2 separate regions of the Homo sapiens genome follow, and region 1 is linked to region 2. Evidence: read pairs that join two places in POLR2A ChIA-PET (ENCODE). Cell type or tissue: MCF 10A. All regions are shown on one strand.

Evidence for each region. ChIA-PET counts read pairs that join two places held together with the same protein. Peaks named below come from ENCODE experiments on the same cell type or tissue, not always from the same donor. Only the 100,000 strongest peaks of a DNase experiment are listed, where the experiment ranks them.
Region 1: POLR2A ChIA-PET joins it to region 2 with 5 read pairs; 5 of 35 experiments call an interaction of 5 or more read pairs at or near these places.

What each region holds. Positions count from the first base shown.
Region 1 is chr6:27,523,977-27,526,476 of GRCh38, forward strand. It overlaps the pseudogene HNRNPA1P1. Among named protein-coding and RNA genes, the nearest start is that of TRQ-CTG1-2, 5.7 kb to the left of the region's middle. In MCF 10A, no CTCF peak of the experiment used is centred here; no DNase peak of the experiment used is centred here.
Region 2 is chr6:27,692,462-27,694,961 of GRCh38, forward strand. It overlaps LINC01012 (long intergenic non-protein coding RNA 1012), which reads left to right and starts at 1,574. Exons shown (of 4, transcript NR_038294.1): 1 at 1,574-2,045. In MCF 10A, no CTCF peak of the experiment used is centred here; DNase peaks (open chromatin) are centred at 1,490 and 1,930.

The sequences.
Region 1 (2,500 bases), 170 kb before region 2:
AAACTTTGGTGGTGGCGTTGGAGGTGGTTTTGGTGAGAATGACAACTTCGGTCGTGGAGGAAACTTCAGTGGTTGTGCTGGCTTTGGTGGCAGAAGTGGTGGTGGTAGATAGGGTGGCAGTGGGAATGGCTATAACAGATTTGATAATGATGGAAGCAATTTTGGAGGTGGTGGAAGCTACAATGATTTTGGCAATTACAACGATCGGTCTTCAAATTTTGGACCCATAAAGGGAGGAAACTTTGGAGGCAGAAGCTCTGGTCCCTATGGTGGTGGAAGCCAATACTTTGCCAAACCATGAAACCAAGGTGGCTATGGCAGTTCCGTAGCAGCAGTAGTTACGGCAGTGGTAGAAGATTTTAATTACTGCCAGGAAACAAAGCTTACCAGGAAAGGAGAGTCAAAGAAGTGACAGGGAAGCTGCAGATTACAACCGATTTGTGAACTCAGCCAAGCCCAGTGGTGGAAGGGCCTAACTGCTACAAAGAAGACATGTATTAGACAAATACTCATGTATATGGGCAAAAAACTTGAGGACTGTATTTATGACTAATTGTATAATAGGTTATTTTAGTTTCTGTTCTGAGGAAAGTATAAATCATTTCAACAAAGGGTTTTAATATAGTGTGTTTTTTTTTTTTTGCACCTAGGCTGTTGGATGCCAAATGTAATAGTCTAATCATGACTCTGAATAAATGTGTCTCTTTGAAAAATGTGCTATGTAAAGTTAGTCTACTCTGAAGCCATCTTGGTAAATTTCCCCAACATTGTGAAGGGAATTCCTTCAGGGTGATGCCACATTCTATTTGGAATTTGTATATGACCTGCTTGGGTGGAGAAGCCATTATCTTCAGTAACCTTGGTGTAGTTGAACTGATAGTTACTGTTGTGACTTGAAGTTCACCATTAAAAGAGTTCACCGGGCCAGGCGCGGCGGCTCACATTTGTAATTCCAGCACTTTAGAAGGCTGAGGCAGGAGAATTGCTTGAACCCAGAAGGCAGAGGTTACAGTGAGGAGAGATCTTGTCATTGCGCTCCAGCCTGGGCGACAGAGTGAGACTCCAACTCAAAAAAAAAAAAAAAATTAGGCTCAAGGATTCCAGAAATAACATGGAAGTAGATATCTGGCTATTTGACTTTCATTCTGGGATGGGGGTAGGGGGTTCTTTACAGCCTGGGGCAATGAAAGTCTCAGCTCCCTGTTCTGCTTTCTTCGAGAAGTGTGTGTGTGTGTGTGTGTGTGTGTGTGTGTGTGTGTGTGTGTGTGTGTTGGAGGTAGAGGGAATGCACCTTGTTACAGCTTGATGGAAGTCTAGATTCCCCACTTTGCCTTTGCTGTTGTGTGTGAAGGTTTGGACGACAGTTGTTTTTTTTTTTTTTTTCCTCTTCCAGCTTCCCAAGAGCAGAAGTCCGTAGAAATGGAGTTTGTAACTCCACTGAACACACAAAATTAGCTAAAAAAAAATAACAAGTCACAAAACAAAAATTTTAAAAATGTAAAACTTTTAGAAGTAGAGTCAGGCTTCGGCCGGGCGCGGTGGCTCACGCCTGTAATCCCAGCACTTTGGGAGGCCGAGGTGGGCGGATCACGAGGTCAGGAAATAGAGACCATCCTGGCTAACTCGGCTAACTCGGTGAAACCCCGTCTCTACTAAAAATACAAAAAATTAGCCGGGCGTGTTGGCGGGCGCCTGTAGCCCCGGCTACTCTGGAGGCTGAGGGAGGAGAATGGCGTGAGCCCGGGAGGCGGAGCTTGCAGTGAACCAAGATCGCGCCACTGCACTCCAACCTGGGCAACGGAGCGAGACAGTGTCTCAAAAAAAAAAAAAAAAAAAAAAGGGGAGTCAGGCTTTGGTCCAATAACTCATTAAAAGATTATTATTATTATTATAATTATTATTATTATTATTATTATTAGTTTGAGACGGAGTTTCGCTCTTGTTGCTCAGGCTGGAGTGCAATGGCATGATCTCAGCTCACCGCAACCTCCGCCTCCTGGGTTGAAGCGATTCTCCTGTCTCAGCCTCCCGAGTAGCTGGGATTACAGGCATATGCCACCACGCCGGCCTAATTTTGTATTTTTAGTAGAGACAGGGTTTCTTCATGTTGATCAGGTTAGCCTCAAACTCCTGACCTCAGGTGATCCGCCTGCCTCGGCCTCCCAAAGTGCTGGGATTACAGGCGTGAGCCACTGCGCCCGGAAAGACTTATTCTTTCTTATTCTTATTCTTATTCTTATTCTTATTATTTTGAGATGGAGTCTCGCTCTGTAGCCCAGGCTGGAGTGCAGTGGTGCGATCTCGGCTCACTGCAAGCTCCGCCTCCCGGCTTCACGCCATTCTCCTGCCTCAGCCTCCCAAGTAACTGGACTACAGGCGCCCACCAACACGCTCGGCTAATTTTTTTGTGTTTTTAGTAGAGACGGGATTTCACCGTGCTAGCCAGGATGATCTCGATCTCCTGACCTCGTGATCCGCCCGTCTCGGCCTCTCAAAGTGC
Region 2 (2,500 bases):
ACCTCAAGTGATCTGCCTGCCTCGGCCTCCCAGAGTGCTGGGATTACAGGCGCGAGCCACCACGCCTGAGCAGAATCATGCTCTTAATTGTACTTGAAAAACAAAACTTTATCTGAAAAAACTTTCTGAGTTTTTGTTTGTATGTTTTTGTTTCTGCTAAAGCTCAAAGTTTCTGACCCTAGGCAAGTTTTTATTAGTCATAGTGCATTAATAACAAATAAATACAAATAGGGCTAATAGGAAAAAAAGGACTAAGAAACTAAGAGGTAAGAAACAGAAGAATGACAGGTTTTGCTTTAAGGAAAAGTGGAGTGGCCCGGCCTTGGTGGCTCATGCCTGTAATCCCAGCACTTTGGGAGGCCGAGGCGGGTGGATCACGAGGTCAGGAGTTTGAGACCAGCCTGGCCAAGGTGGTGAAACCTCGTCTCTACTAAAAATACAAAAATTAGCCAGGTGCGGTGGTGGGTGCCTGTAATCCCAGCTACTCGGGAGGCTGAGGAGGCTGAGGCAGGAGAATCGCTTGAACACGGGAGGTGGAGGTTGCAGTGAGCCGAGGTCGCGCCACTGCACTCTAGCCTGGGCGACAGAGCAAGATTCCGTCAAAAAAAAAAAAAAATTAAAAAGATTTGCTTCCAACCACATAAGGGGAGGAGTGGTTTATAGATTAATAAAATTGCCACGAGTTGGTATTTCTTTTCTTTCATCTTGTTTTCTTTCTTTTTTTTTTTTTTTTGAGGCGCAGTTTCGCTGTTGTTGCCCAGGCTGGAGTGCAATGGCGCTATCTCGGCTAATCACAACCTCCGCCTCCTGGGTTTAAGCGATTCTCCTGCCTCAGCCTCCCTAGTAGCTGGGATTGCAGGCATGCACCACCACATCCGGCTAATTCTTTTTATTTTTAGTAGAAACAAGGTTTCTCCATTTTGGTCAGGCTGGTCTCAAACTCCCAACCTCAGGTGATCCGCCCACCTCGGCCTCCCAAAGTGCTGGGATTACAGGCGTGAGCCACCGCGCCAGGCCTTCTTCTTCTTTTTTTTTTTTTTTTTTTTTTTTTTTTGAGAGGAGTCTTGCACTGTCGCGCGGGCTGGTGTGCAGTGGTGTCATCTCGGCTCGCTGCAACCTCCGCCTCCAAGGTTCAAGCGATTCTCCTGCCTCAGTCTCCCGAGTAGCTAGGATTACAGGCGCCCGCCACCACGCCCAACTAGTTTTTTGTATTTTTAGTACAGACGAGGTTTTACTATGTTGGCCAGGTTGGTTTCGAACTCCTGACCTTGTGATCCGCCCGTCTCGGCCTCCCAAAGTGTTGGGATTACAGGCGTGAGCCACCGCGCCCGGCCGAGTTAGTAATTCTTGAAGGTGTGTCAGGTACATTGGATGCACTGTACTATTCTGTCTACCTTTGTATATATACTTTAAAGGTTTTTCCCCACAATTTCTCTGGGAAACCTGAACCTTTCTTCCCCGTGTGTTTAGAAGGGAAGGTGAGGAGAGTCAAAGGCACATGGAGCATTAACAGTTGGAATAAACGACAGAGACACGGAAACCTCCGAGGTTTCCAGAGCGGACCCGGAAATGACGCCAGGGGATGCAAACCCTTCTGCCCCTTTTTGCTACCCCTGAAGCTTACTGTTAGTGGTCGAGTTTTTCTGGAAGTGGGCTTCCGCGATCGCGGGGACCAACGCCCTGAGCTCTTGTGCCCAAAGGGGATCGCCAGGTTTTTTGATGCGGATCGAAAGGGACTGGCCCCGGAGCCTACAACCTGACGCAGGTGGGACTTGGGGAAATGTCGAGAAACCTAGGTCTGGGACTTGAGTTGGCTTCCAGGGCACACATTCTTGTTCAGAAGAAACACATTGCAAAAATCGGGAGGTGACGGGCAGATGAAGTGTCGGCGCTTCGCCTCGGGACTCCAGTGCAACCTATGGGGCTTTTGGAAATGAGGAAGTCGATGACTCTGCAGGGACTCCTCTGACCCAGGAGCAGATGGCGCTCGTCTGGGCACTCCCCAGGAGAAAAGGTGCATCGGGAAGCAGCCTGGCTTGTGGATGGTAATAAGTCACTGTTGATGGGTTGGGTGCAGGGAGGGATTTAAGTTCTTGAGCGACAGATGCTAGGGAGTTTACCTGCTCTGGATAACAGTATCTTGTGGAGGATAGTCACCTGGAAAACAGAAATGGCGTGACTGTGTTGAATACACTGTTTGATGATTCTGGGCATCAGGTGAATAGGAAATGTGTAACGTTATGGATGAGTGTGTGCTCATCGGACAGTAGCAGTGCATCTTAACAGTCGGCCTCTCAGTCCTCCTCTTCCTTAGAATCACCTATAGAGCTTTAAAATTTCCTGGATAATGTTAATGTGCAGCCAGCGATGATGACCATTGGGCTACAGTCAAATCCAAGAGGCGCATCTCATCCTTTGTTCTGATGGACAGAAACCATTATTCTGACATCGTGCCTGTTGGAGACATTGTACCTTAACTAGCATTTAATTCATGTGTGCT